Regions from separate parts of the Homo sapiens genome. Here region 1 is linked to region 2. The links are chromatin contacts, found by Hi-C or POLR2A ChIA-PET in ENCODE. All regions are on one chromosome and are shown on one strand. Each heading gives the region's core, a stretch centred on a gene start or an enhancer-like site at or near the end of the contact. The rest is flanking DNA. Distances are from core to core; before and after follow the strand shown. Region 1 holds the start of C19orf73 (chromosome 19 open reading frame 73). Region 2 holds the start of KCNC3 (potassium voltage-gated channel subfamily C member 3).

The links. Hi-C counts contacts between places; a loop is a spot of excess contacts on that map. ChIA-PET counts read pairs that join two places held with the same protein, here RNA polymerase II (POLR2A). Pooled maps may share reads with other maps.
Region 1: a map of K562 shows a loop between it and region 2 (5-fold over the local background). The contact joins the promoter of C19orf73 here to the promoter of KCNC3 in region 2. A Hi-C loop is called at or near these places in 1 of 168 maps with a recorded cell type or tissue (K562) and 5 of 50 pooled maps. POLR2A ChIA-PET finds 5 or more read pairs at or near these places in 2 of 52 experiments (activated CD8-positive, alpha-beta memory T cell and activated T-cell).

What each region holds. Positions count from the first base shown.
Region 1 is chr19:49,115,519-49,121,886 of GRCh38, forward strand. It overlaps C19orf73 (chromosome 19 open reading frame 73), which reads right to left and starts at 3,625. Exons shown (of 1, transcript NM_018111.3): 1 at 2,884-3,625. The coding sequence starts at 3,504. The coding sequence ends at 3,115. LIN7B (lin-7 cell polarity scaffold B) reads left to right here. Exons shown (of 6, transcript NM_022165.3): 4 at 745-954; 5 at 2,337-2,500; 6 at 2,834-2,942. The coding sequence ends at 2,855. PPFIA3 (PPFI scaffold protein A3) reads left to right here and starts at 4,026. Exons shown (of 30, transcript NM_003660.4): 1 at 4,026-4,204. RefSeq lists enhancers at 2,936-3,447, 4,810-5,310 and a silencer at 3,637-3,856.
Region 2 is chr19:50,323,941-50,331,148 of GRCh38, forward strand. KCNC3 (potassium voltage-gated channel subfamily C member 3) reads right to left here and starts at 5,437. Exons shown (of 5, transcript NM_004977.3): 1 at 4,273-5,437; 2 at 1-142. The coding sequence starts at 5,142. LOC105372437 (a long non-coding RNA gene) reads left to right here and starts at 5,680. Exons shown (of 4, transcript XR_007067299.1): 1 at 5,680-5,855. RefSeq lists silencers at 1,683-1,782, 4,300-4,389, 4,998-5,547, 5,628-5,687, 6,565-6,744 and 2 more and enhancers at 2,054-2,575, 5,152-5,446.

The DNA.
Region 1 (6,368 bases), core at 2,375-4,874, 1.2 Mb before region 2:
AAATGGAAACAGTATGGCATGGTTGGTAGAAGATAACCTTCAACATCTGTACAGTGCAAACCAGGAAACTCATGGCGCTCTGACCTCTCACTGCACAATAGTTAGATGCTGCTACCTCTTGCTGCTGTCCGGAGGCTCAGATCTCCCTCCAGGCCTGGCTTTCCTCTGTTTAAAAGTAAGATTGAGGCCAGGCACGGTGGCTCACGCCTGTAATCCCAACACTTTGGGAGGCCGAGGCAGGTGGATCAGTTGAGGTCAGGAGTTCGAGACCAGCCTGGCCAACATGGTGAAACCCCGTCTCCACAGAAATACAAAAAAAAAAAAAAAGAAAGAAAAAGCCGAGCGTGGTGGCGAGTGCCTGTAATCCCAGCTGGATTACAACTCCGGAGGCTGAGACAGGAGAATCGCTTGAACCCAGGAGGCCGAGGTTGCAGTGAGCCGAGATCATGCCATTGCACTCCAGCCTGGGCAACAGAGTGAGACTTCATCTCAAAAAAAAAAAAAAAGTAAGATTGGCAAGTATGGGGTATTCAAGACACACACCAAATGGACACTTTCTCTTGCAAGTGAACAGAAAGAGACGCACAGTCATTACAGGGGGATCGTGCATTGTGCCATGACAAGTGTCCCATGCTTGGGGATAGTAACCCAGGCTAAATCGCTGTCCTCGGTCCACATCCCCCACCCCAGCTTTCATGCCTACCTGGAAGGGGCCCTCATCTTCAGTCGCTTTCTCTCTCCCAGGCCACAGTGGCTGCCTTCACAGCCAGCGAGGGCCACGCACATCCCAGGGTAGTGGAGCTACCCAAGACGGATGAGGGCCTAGGCTTCAACATCATGGGTGGCAAAGAGCAAAACTCGCCCATCTACATCTCCCGGGTCATCCCAGGGGGTGTGGCTGACCGCCATGGAGGCCTCAAGCGTGGGGATCAACTGTTGTCGGTGAACGGTGTGGTGAGTGGAGGGCTGAGGCAGGACTGGGGGACACAGTCTGTCTAACGTAGCATAGCCCCTGCTTTTGACATTCACTCAACACACACTGAGTGTTGTCTGTATGGCTAGCCCTGTGCTGGGCAATGTTACAGACTCTGAGAGATGTTGGCCTCAGCTCCCTACACTCAACCTTCTCTCTCTGGGGAGGGCAGTAGGCCCCGGCTGAAATAGTCCTAATCCAGAGACATAATAATGAGGAAGTGCAAAGTATTGTGACAGCCCAGATGTGGCACCAGGCCAGCATAGATACAGGAAGGTTTTGCAGAGTAAGGAACATTTGGGTTGGGTGTTAAAGGATGAGTAGGAGTTCTCCAGGCAAACAAGGTACAGGGTGTTCCTGCTGAGGGTACTGTAGATAAGGATACTGACTTGGCATACCTCTGAGCTGAAAAGAAAGGGCTTAGTTCTGATGGAGGTCTGGGGCATGCAGGTAATTAAAATCACTGTGGTTAGGCTGGGTGCGGTGGCTCACACCTGTAATCCCAGCACTTTGGGAGGCTGAGGCACGTGGATCACTTGAGGTCAGGAGTTCAAGACCAGCCTGGCCAACATGGTGAAATCCCATCTCTACTAAAAATACAAAAATTAGCCAGGTGTGGTGGCAGGCACCTGTAATCCCAGCTACTTGGGAGGGTGAGGCAGGAGAATCGCTTGAACCTGGGAGGCAGAGGTTGCAGTGAGCTGAGATAGCACCACTGCACTCCAGCGTGGGTGACAGAGTGAGACTCCCTCTCAAAAAAAAAAAAAAAAAACAAAACTCACTGTGGTTAGAGTTGAGGGAAGCATAACTGGAGAGATGGCTGGGGTCAGCCATACAGGACCTGAGTGCCAGCCTGAGAAGCTGGGACTTTGTCCCATGGGTGCTGGGGAGCTATGGGAGGGGTGAGCCAGGGATAAACTCAGCTTGCAGGTGCAGAAGGACCACTCTGGGACTCTATGGGAGATGAACTGAGGGGAGAGATTAGAAGCCAGGCCAGGGAGGAGGCTGGGGTAAGAGTCCAGAGAAAAGAGGACAAGGCCTGAGCTGGCCCAGGGCTGTGGGGACAAAAAAGAGGGAGTCAAGGCGGGCGGACATTAGTGGGCTGTGGGCAGGGAGGCCACAAAGATGGGTCTGGACGTTTGGCCAGGGACTGAGGGAACACGGGGCTGTCCCTGACATGGGAATCCTGGGAGGTTTTGGAGGAGGACACTGAACCAGGAGTTAATGACTCCCACGAGGAGGACATGAGGCATTGACATCTCAGGGCTGGCACCAGGCTCACTAGCAGTGGGTCCCATCTCCCAGTGGGGGCTGGACGAGGGCAGCGGGCCCCAGGCTCAGCTGTCTGTGTTGGGCCCTGCAGAGCGTTGAGGGTGAGCAGCATGAGAAGGCGGTGGAGCTGCTGAAGGCGGCCCAGGGCTCGGTGAAGCTGGTTGTCCGTTACACACCGCGAGTGCTGGAGGAGATGGAGGCCCGGTTCGAGAAGATGCGCTCTGCCCGCCGGCGCCAACAGCATCAGAGCTACTCGTGAGCCCCTGGGTCACCACACCCCTGGGGCCTCCACGGGCTCCCTTTAACCCCAGGCTCCCAAACCAGGCCAGTGCTTCCTGGATCTTCCAGCCCTGGCCCCTCCTCTGGGATCCTGACCCTTGACCCTTGGCCCAGGCTCTCACCCCAGGCTAGTTTGGCCAAATCCCCTGGGGAGCCCTTAGCTTCCTTCCATCCCAAGATACGGAACCTACTGTGGCTGGGATCCCTCAGCCCACTTACCTGGGCCCTTGCCTCTGCAACCCCAGTCCTGCCCCTCTTGTCTACCCGGAGCCTCCCTGATCCCGGGTCCCTTGTCCACCCCCCTTGCAGGTCCTTGGAGTCTCGAGGTTGAAACCACAGATCTGGACGTTCACGTGCACTCTCTTCCTGTACAGTATTTATTGTTCCTGGCACTTTATTTAAAGATATTTGACCCTCACTGAGTGTCTGTGTGTCTGTCCTGCATCCCTGGGTTGGTGTCTTGAGATGTGGAGGGAATGCGAGGAGCTGAGGTCAGGCCAAGCCGTTGAGAAGCCTTTTCCAGAGTCTGAGAACAGAGGTTAAGACCTCTCCCTAGGTCTGAAGGCGGAGACAGGCCGGCTTCCAAGAGACTAGTCCGAGGGCGGAGGGCGGAGGCAGGGACCCAGTCTGGGTCTGAGTGCTGGGGCAGAACTGAGGACAACGCTGCCTACCCTTAAGAGCGTCTGAGGGCGAAGGCCAAGTCCCTTCCTCCAGAGTCCTGAAACGCAGCCGGAGCCAGTGGGCGGCCTCTGTGTGGGCGGGGCGGAGCGAACCATTAGCCTCGTCCGCCGGGGGAACCCTGCAGGCCGCACTACTGTCTGCGTGGGAGTCGCGGGTGGGGGTGCCGCGTGCAGTTCCCGAGGCGGGCGCAGGGGTGCAGAATGAGGTGCCCTCGCCCACCGGGCGCTCACTCCACCTTCCAAACACAGCGCGTCTTTCCGGAAGCAGCCCCCGCCTTGAAATCCAACCTTTAGCCTCATCCCGCTGCCCGCCCAGCCCTCGTGTCCCGTGCGGCGCGAGGGCTAGTGCGCGCCACTGCCGGGAGCCGGGGTCGCGACTCGCGTTCCACGCCGCGCGCTACTCGCTCCAGGTGACATCATCCCCCTGCCGGGCTCCGCCTCCCGCCCCAGCCGCCTCACGCCGCGTGCCTATTGGTCGACGCGCCTTATGCCCCGCCTCTCGCTCTCCGCCCGCGCGACCCCTCCCGGCCGGTGTGGAGGCGGGGTCTAGTCGCCGGCCGGCGCCGACGCTCTCTCCCATTGGCCGCTCTTCGCCGTCTGTCAGTCTCCTGTTAAAGGGGCCACGACCGCCCGGGAGCCGTGGGGGGGGAGGGGGAGGGAGGAGGAATTTTTTTGGGGGGAAGGTGGGATTTGGGGGGCGCTGGTGGGCACCCCTGGATCTGGCGGCTGCGGCCTCGCGGGGGGAGGCTGATCGGTGACAGGGGCAGGGGGCTATTTTGGGGGTAGAAGGCAGTGAGAGCGTGAGGGGGAGGGGGGTCCCCAGCGCCCAAGCCGGAGCCAGAGACGCGGAGCCCGCGCGAGCGTCGGAGACAGGGCTCCAGGGCTCCGAAGCGACAGAGCCGGGCCCCGGCCGCTGCCAGGGGCCCCGCCCGGCCCCCCCACTCCACCCCACGTCCCTCCTGCAGCCCAGCTCCGCCCGCAGCCGCCGCGGACCAGGCAGGTAAGAGCCCGGCCCGGCCCTCCTGGCAGCGCCCACCCTGGGGACCCCTTGGCGAGCCTCCCCCGCCTCCCCGAGATCCCGGATTCCCTTCCTCATCCCAGGGGACCCCCGAGCCCAGATTTCACACCCCAACCCCGGGGACTCAGGCGTGCCCCTCCCGGCGCCCAGAGTCCCCGACCGAACCCTAGAATCCCGGGCGCACCGCCGCCTCGCGCCTCCTCCAGGGCCCAGGAGCTTGGATTTCCCGGTCCGGCCCCGGGACCCCTCCTAGAGCCTAGATCCCCCTTCCTGACCCTGTCCTGGGAGCTCCAGACACCCGCCGCGGCGGTGCCAGACTCCCCAGACGCGTCCGCATCGTCCCCGCTTCGCGCACTCCGTCTCCCGTCGCCAGCCTCGGGCTTGCACAGCCGGCTGCGTCCCACGGTCCAGGCAGGCTCGGCGGCCGCCCTGGACACAGGCCCGCTCTGGAGCTGTCCATGGTCAGCGCGCTCGGCAGCCTCGCCTCCCCCCACCTCCTGCCGCCGCCACCAGGGAGGGGGCGCAGGCGGCGCGGGGATCCCCCCGCCGCGCCTTTGACCCGGGAATACCCGGGCCCTCCCCGACCAGGGCGCCCCAGCCTCTGGGTTCTGCCGGCCAGGCTCGTGGCCCCGTCCTCGGCACCCCAGGTTCCTGGGACTCCAGCTGCTCCCTGAGGATCCAGGGCTTCTGAATTTTCCTATTCTGGTCGCCGTGGGGACCATGGCACCCGGGGATGCAGCTCCCACCCCGTTCGGGAAGCCTGTCCGTGTCTACACCTCTGCTGGCCCCAGGTGGTAGCCCTCACCCCGTCAGCACCTAGGAATCCTGTTCCCCAGCGTTTGCTCTGCTTAGAACCCCGCTGTGCCCTGCAGACACACAGACTTAGCCTCCTGGCACCCAGCATCTGCTCCCCGAGGGACTCAGGCGCCATGACTCCTTTCCTTTGGGGGACCCGGAATGTGATTCTCAATGCAGTTCTCTGACTTCTGTTCACACTCCCACTTGGGGACCTAAATGTCTTGGTCCCAGTCTCCTATCCCCTCAGGGACCCAGGAGTTCAGACCCCAGCTTCCGTACTGCCCACCAGCTTTTACTGAGGCTGTCTGCCTCAACCCTCTCTCCAAACAAGACCTCAGGCTCTCACCTTCCAATCCCCCATCATTTACCTCCACAAGGATTCAGGAGTCCAGGCTCCCAGCTCTGTCCACTGCCCTCCCCAGCAGGTATCTAGTTTCTCAGGTCTCACTTTTAGGAACCAGGTCTTCACAGCCTCATCACTCTGCCCCATCAACTTCACATCTCCTGTGGCCCTACCAAACCCCTGTCTCATCCTCATGTCACCCCAGGTGGCGGGCTTCAGGACTCTCTACTCTTTCCCCTAAGATGCAGCTTGTTGAGATGTTTCTAGCACTCCATTGCCCCCTGAGGCTCAGATGAGTTCCCCTTCTCCAAGTACACTCTCCCAGGCCAATGAGCCGAACACACATCACCTCCTCCAGATGTATTCTGTGGCCTGGGCTCATAAGGAGATCTAGAAGCTACCTGCTGCCATACAAATTTCTTTCTTTCTATTTATTTATTTATTTATTTTGAGACAAGGTCTCTGTTGCCCAGGCTGGAGTGCACTGGCACAATCACAGCTCACTGCAGCCTCCACCTCCTAGGCTCAGGTCATCTTCCCACCTTAGCCGCCTGAGTAGCTGGGACCACAAGCACTCACCACCAGGCCTGGCTAATTAAAAAAAAATTTTTTTGGCCAGGCGCGGTGGCTCATGCCGGTAATCCCAGCACTTTGGGAGGCTGAAGCGGGCGGATCACCTGAGGTCAGGATTTTGAGACCAGCCTGGCCAACATGGAGAAACCCTGTCTCTACTAAAAATACAAAATTAGCCAGGCGTGGTGGCACATGCCTGTAATCCCAGCTACTCAGGAGGCTGAGGCAGGAGAGTCGTTTGAACCCCGGAGGCGGAGGTTGCATTGAGCTGAGATCGTGCCACTGCACTCCAGCCTGAACGACAAGAGCGAAACTCTGTCTCAAAAAAAAATTTTATTTATTTATTTATTTATTTATTTTTTGTAGAGATGGGGGTTTCGCCATGTTGCCCAGACTGGTCTGAAACTCCTAGGCTCAAGGGATCCTTCTCTG
Region 2 (7,208 bases), core at 4,187-6,686:
TGATGTTCTCCGGAGGTGCCCCGGGGATCGGGGAGGCCTGGGTCACCGTCTTGTTGCTAATATGGATGAAGCCCTCATGGGTTTCCAGGCAGAAGGTGGTGATGGAGATGAGGATGAAGAAGAGGGAGGCGAAGGCCACATACTGCAGGGCAGGGAGGGAGAGAGAGGGGGAGAGGTGACCTAGGCATCAGGTTGGCCATAACATCCAGAAGACCCTTCCAGTGCCCCCTTCCCCAGCCTCCTGGGCCCAAACTCTGGGCAAAATCCAGGTGTCTCAGCCCTGTGGCTCCATCACTTCCAGAATCCCATTCTCCCCTCTAAAGCTAGCAAAAAGGGAGAGAAAGGAACAGAGGCAGTTGGAGAAGAGCTGGCCCCAGCAGACGCAGCAGATGGGCAGCTTCTTTCCTTGGAAACATTTCTGGCCCCTTGCTGTTTCCTAGACCACCTCCCCCCACCCTCCTGTTCCCTGTGTCCTATTTCAGGGCCCCCCAGCAGGGTCCACGGGTTCTGCTGTGGGACGGGAGCCGCCAGGCCTAAGATCACACATCCTGTGTGTCTCGGAGGCTTTAGGGCTCAGCTTGGAGCTGGGCAGACGGGAAGGGAGAAGGCGGGCAGGGAGGCAGAATCGTGAGGTGGTTAAGAGTCGGCGAGCCTGGGCATGAATCTGGCTTTTAACCTGTCAAAACTGGGCAAGGAGACTGAGCTTTCTGAACCAGAAGTTTGTAGTGGGATTGTTGTGAGGATTAAATTAGATGAGCGTACGAAGGACTTGGCTCCAAACACAGTGCTTGGAGCAGTGCCTGGAACACAGTAAGAAGACCTGAGCTGTTGTTAGGGTATGCAGGCAGCAGTTAGTTGGGGGGCAAGGTCAAGGCCTCACCCAGAGAGGACAGGGCAGTGGTGGTGCCACAGAGGGGAGGTGGGGGTCCGGGCCCTTAAGGGAGGAGGGGTTGAAGGGTTAAGCCTGCAAAAATGGAAGAGGAGATAAAAGAGGAGAGTCAGGCAGGGTTTAGGGCCCTGAAGAGGAAGGAGAGTCACTGGCCTGGACATTGTGGGAAAAGGCAGAGCCAGGGCCAAAGAGAAGTTAGGGCATTTGCCAAAGGGGCAGAGAATGAGGGGTGAAGGGTCCTGAGCCATTTCAAGATGGGGGATAACCAGAGTCCTGCCACACAGTGATGTGGGTTTTGATGAAGGCCTAGAAGAGGAGGGAGTGGGGTCAGGGTCTTGGAGAAGGAAAGCAATGGGCCAGGCCCCTAGAGATGTCATGGGCTTTATCAGATATGCAGAGGGGTGGGAGGGGAGAGGAGTGCATTGGAGAGGGAAGGAAGACAGGTGTTATAGTAAAGAGAGGGTTTTAATCCTGCGGGTAGTGGAGGAGGGAGGGCATGGGGAGTTTTGCTATTAATCAGGGGCACAGAGCACGGGGAGGCCACTGCTGGACCACAGAGAGGACCTTGGACTTTGGGGTGGGCCAAGGGCCAGCACTGTCCCTCTGTGCACCCCCCTTCCTCCACAGGGGTTGGGCTCTGGGCTTGACTTCACTGAGGTGCAGAGCTGGGAAGTAGTGGGTGGAGAGTTTCGGGGCCACAGAGAGGACCCTGGACGTTGGGGTGGGCTGGGGGCCGGCGCAGGTCCTCTCTGAACTCCCCCCCCACCCCCACCTTCGCTTCTCTGCAGTGGTTTAAGAGGCCAGAGGCCTTCGCAGAGCGCATGCCTAGTTCCCCGCCCCCTCCGAGCCGGGCGCGCGGCGCTAGCTGCGGCACCGCAGTGGGGGCGGGCCAGCCGGGCCGGGGGGCGGGGCGCACGGCGGCCAGTACCGCGGACAGCTCCCCCGCCGCAGTGCGCAGCCGCAGCGGCTAGGGGCCGTCTTAACCCCTTCCGGGCCGGAGCCTATTCAACGCGCAGCCGCAGTGTTGCTGCTTTCCGGCGGGAGGCCAAGGGCCAAGAGTCTAATTAACTCCTTCCCTCCCAGGGCACAGGGAAAGGTGGGCACCCGCCGCAGTGCGCAGCTGCAGAGGCTGGACGGCGTCGGGCTGGTTTAACCCCTTACTCCAGAGTGTGTCAAAAGCAGAAGGGGTAGGAGGGCATGGAGTCTCTGTAAGAAGGAAAGGAGTGATTACGAGGAAGGGGGCGGGGGCAGGGGGCTGTAGGGTCGGACCCTCCACTTTGCTTTGGCCTCAGCTCCCAACTCTCTCAAGCCATATCACTGGGAGGCTGGAAAGGGCTCGGCACACCTTGGACACCCAAAACACATTGGCGGAGTAAATGAGTATCTCCCGTAGCTGTCCCGAACACCTAGCCTGACCATCACAGAAGAACTCTAACTTCATCCCGCTCCTCATCTCAGCACCCTTCAATGGGGTCACAGGAGAGAAGGGCGCCCCGGCCATGGGGGAAGGAGCCGCTCAGTGTCTTGAGGGGGCATCCAGGGCCATGTCCCTTCCGCACCTCCTCTTCCCCACCTCCCCCCATCCAACCCCAAATCTCGCCAACTCAGCGCTTTCTGGGGACCAAACTTTATGCGGTGGCTCCAGGCGTCCCCCCGCTCCCTCCCCCGGCGCGAATGCGGCACTGCGGCTCCGCGTCCTTCCCGGCTCAGGACGCGGCACGGTGGGGGGAGGGGGCCAAGACCTGCTCCTCTGTGTTTGGGTACCCAGGAGCCCAGGAGGGGGTCTTGGGATCGCTCTTATTTCCCCCATTTCCAATTGCCCCCATTTTGCACTGCCCCCCTTTTCCACCACATTCTCCCTCCGGGGTCCCCGGGACAGGGAGGAAGTTAGTAGGAGGAAATGGTTCAGGAGAGAACCCAGGGGGAGGGTAGTCATTTAGCCTAGGAAGTTATGGATGCTTGAGGAAAGTTTTCTGGGAGCGATGGAGAGAGCTTTGGGGAAAATCTAGAATTTGGAGAGAGAGAGAAGGCTCTTTGGTTCACTTTGATGGAGGGGGACAGACTGAGGGGCTAGGTTCTGGGTTTTGCACGGCGGGGGGGGAGGTTCGAGAAAGGAAGAGGGCAGGTGGAAGGAATCCCAGGGCAAGGTAGAAAGAATTGTAAGTTATTTTGAGATGAAAGTTTTAGGGCTGATGACTTGAGGGGCCTCCCAGGGTTTGAGGTTAGAAAAAGTTCTAGAGCAGGAGGGAAAGTCACTTAGACTAGGAAACGGGCTGTGGGGGCTTTGGATGGGGGGAGTCCCAGGGATAGAGAGTGCACTGTGCAGTTAAAATGATGGAGAGGAGAAGCTGCGAGGATCTATGGAGGAGGAAGAACAATTCTGGAGGACATGTGAGGGTTCTGGAGAGGAAAGGCATATGATGGGGGCATGGGATGCTTCTGGAGGCACTGAGGAGGAGTGTGAAAGGCTTGGGGGAAGTCTGGAGCTTTATGGGGAAAGTCCTTGAGATGGGAGTTGGCGTGGAGGTTGAAGAGTGTTAAACACAGAGTGAACACAGAGGGGGCCTGGAGGTTCCAACGGAGAAGATGCCCCAAGACTCAGTATTGCAGTGAGGGGGAGGTGAAAATGTCCAGGCAAGAACAAGTGGAGGTTTAGAGGGGTCCAGAAGGCTGTGAGGTTGGGGTGGGGGAGTTTTCTGAGACTCTGAGAGCAGAAGATACTGCAGGAAGGGAGTGGAAAAAATAATCAGAAGATTCAAACTTGGAGAGAGAGGTCTTCTGGGAGACGGGCCACGGGGTGAATCGGGGAGGTGCTGGGAGAGACTGAGAGTTGAATAGGGGGCCCCAGAGAGTCTGGAGAAGGCAGGGAAAGTGGGGGTCAGGGCTCACAGGGCCTAGGAGAATTTGAGGGCTGAGAAGGGATGTCTTCTGAGGGGCTGGGGAAGGTCCAAGAAACCAAGGGCTGGACGGTGACCAAGAGTAGTGAGAAGAGATTTGATGGGGCCCAGGAGACATGAGGGTTGGGGAGGGTCTCAGAGGAGCCCAGGAAAGGTGGGGACCGGGTTGTTCAGAGAAGCACGGGAGATTCACGGTCTGGAGGAAGTGTCTAAGCGTCTAGGGTGGCCTTGGCGGGGGAGGGGGAACTTTGGAGGGGTCTGGAAGAGCCCGAAGGTTGGAGATCCGTCTTTGGAGGATCTGGGGGATGGCTGCGAGAGGGGGGTGTGTTCGGAGGAGCCCAGGAGACTCAGGATTGGGGAAGAGGCTTCTAGGAGACTGAGAAGCCTAGAGGGACCCGGAGGGTTGGAGCTGGGGCGCTCCTGGGAGACTGGGGGCGCCTGGAGAGGCGGGGGTGGGGTGGATGGGGGCCCCGAGAGCGCGCTCACCCTGGCAGCCCGCGACGAGTAGGGGTCCTCGAAGAGCGCCCACACGCGGGGCTGCCAGCGGCGCCACCATGTGCCGCCCGCGCCGCCCGCGCCCCCTGGCGGCCCCCCGGCGCCGCCGCCCGCGTCCTGGAAGCAGAGGCGCTTGAGCTCGCCGCCCGCTCCGTCCAGGCCGCCGCCGCCCGCGCCCGCCTCGTCGTCCAGGCCTCCGTCGTGGGCGCCTGCGGCGTTGGCGGCGTTGGCGGCGCCCGCGGGGTCGGGCGCCTCGAAGGAGTCGAGCGCCTCCTCAGCGTCGCGATGCTGCCGGTAGGTCATCCAGCAGCAGGCCTCCACGTCGGTCTCGTCGATGCCCCAGAAGCCGAGCTCCTCCTCAAACAGGGGCCCGCACACGTCGGCTGGGCAGTGCAGCTTGCCGGTGCGGTAGTAGTTGAGCACGTACGCGAAGACTCCCGGGTGCCGGTCAAAGAAGAACTCGTCGGCGCCCGGGTCGTAGTCGAAGCGTGCCGCCGCCTCGGGCTCCGTCAGGCCGGCCAGCCGCGTCCCCGGCAGGGTGCGCAGCGTCGAGCGGTACGTCTCATGGCGCACGCCGCCCACGTTGATCACGATCTTGCCGCTGTCGCCACCGCCGCCGCCGTGCCGCCCCATGGCCGCCGCCGGCAGCCCGGGGCATGGCTCGGCGCGCCGGTCCCCGGGCCCGCGGGGTGCCGGGGGGCCCGCCGGGGACGCGGCGGGGCCGGGCTGCGCAGGCTGCTGCTGCTGCGGCGGCAGCGGTGGCGGCGGCGGGGACTCGGGCGGCTGCGGCGGTGGCGCCGGCTGCTGCTTGCTGGCCCCCTGGCGCCCGCGGAAGGACGAGACGCAGACTGAGCTCAGCATTGGACGGGGGGCGGGGCGGGAGGGGCGGGGACGCAGGGGCGGGGACACGGGGGGAGAGACCGACGGGATTGGGTGGGAGGAGGAGCGAGGTAGCGGGGGCGTGGCTTAGGGGAGAGGAACCAAACTGATTGGCCTGGGGGAGGTGGGGCGGGGCTGTGGCTGGGAGGAGTGGGGCGGGCACTCTAACGCGACCCAGCTGGACGAGTCGGGGCCGCCAATGAGACGGAGCGATTGGCTCTTTCTAAGAGAGCAGGGAGGAGGGGCGGGGCGGGGCGTCAAGGGAGGCGGGACCGGTTACTACTAATTGTGTTCGGCAGCACTGGTAGCCAGGGGAAGGCGGGGCTAGATACGATAGAGAGAGACCTTACTGAACTGAAAAAAGTGCGGGCGGGGTAGAGGGAGGAGGGGACACATCCAAGCTATTTAAAGACGCCCGACTGGCCTGGAGGGGCGGGGCCACCATGAGAGAGGCCGTCCTGATTGGGCTGAGAAAGGGGCGGAGAGAAACAAAACAGATCGCACGCCCTCACCTAAAACACCGCTAGGCAGGACCTGGTGGGGAGGAGCATTGCTTGGAAGAGACAGGGCCGCAGAAAGTAGAAACGGTCCAGATGAGACTGCATGGGGCGGGAACTAGAGATGGAGGACTTTCCCGCGCAAGGGGGACAGGCTGGACTGAAAGAGGACACGGGAAGAACAAAGACTTAGACTCGGTGAGAAGGTGTTGAAACTTGAGAGAGTCCTGGAAACCCGAGAGGGTCTGGATAGGCCTAAGGGAGGGAGCGGGGCTGAGGCTCCAAGGCGGGCCTGGTTAGTCGGGGCTGGGCCCGGAGAATGAGTGTCCGGATGGATGAGTGGTACTGAGGAAGGTGAGTGGGGTCGACAAATAGAAAACGTCTTGAGGCAGGGCGCAGTGGCTCACGCCTGTAACGCCAGCACTTTGCGAGGCTGAGGTGGGTGGATCATTTGAGGTCAGGAGTTCGAGACCAGCCCGGCCAAAATGGTGAAGCCCCGCCTCTACTAAAAATACAAAAATTAGTCGGGCGTGGTTGTGGGTGCCTGTAGTCCCAGCTAGTCGGGAGGTTGAGGCAGGAGAATCGCTTGAACCTGGGAAGTAGAGGTTGCAATGAGTCGAGATCGCACCACTCCACTCCAGCCTGGGCGACAGAGCGAGACTCTGTGTCAAAAAATAAATAAATAAAAGAAAAAGAAAACGTCTTGAATGGGCGGTAGGAAAGAGAGACTAAGGAAGGAGCGGGGCTTGAGGGTCTTGAAAGCAACCAGGGTAGGCGAGGGCAGGGCAGGGCTAAGGGAGGGTAGAGGAACGGGAGAGGTGGATCCCAGGGGAACAATGAGACTACAAAGAGTACAAAGCTACTGGGCTGGATGGAGGGGAGGGACCTGGAACGGGGAGTCTTCGGGATCAGAAGACCTGGGAGAGGGCACTGCCTAAAGGTCACAGGGTCTCAAAGGGCGAGGCGAGAACTTCTAACGAACGCTACACCGCGGCGGACTGCAGATTGGAGGACCGAGGGTAGATGAGGACTGGTGAGGAGGGGGCACGCAAGGAGGCAGAGAGGACGGGAGAGGGGAGAGGCCAAAGCGCCAGGAAGCACCGTCAAGACTGAGGCAATATAGGCAGGACCGATAAAAAATGGGGTGGGCTAGGAGTCTCAGAGGTCGGGTTCTGGGGAAGAATGGAGTGAGGGGCGGGGCCAGAAAAAGGGGACCGCCTCGGAGCGGGCCGTCCCCGCCCCCTGGGCGGTCGTAGGCTCCGAGAGGCAGAGCGCAGGCTCAGGGGGCTGGGGCGGGGCCAGCGGCTGCGGCTGGGGCTGCGGAGGGAGGAGGCGGCGCCTGCGGGAGCGAAGGGGGCGGGTCAGGGGGCTGCGGGCGCCCTCGGGCAGCACAGTTTCTGGCCCGCCGCTTCCTGCTGCAGGTGCGGCGGCTGATTCGTATCGCCTCCCAACCCCATCCCACCCCCGCTCCCGTTTCTGGGTTTCTTGGCGTCTCTTTTTCTCCCTTCTTGAGTATTTGTGCCGCCGTCTCTGTTCCCACCCCTCTGAGTC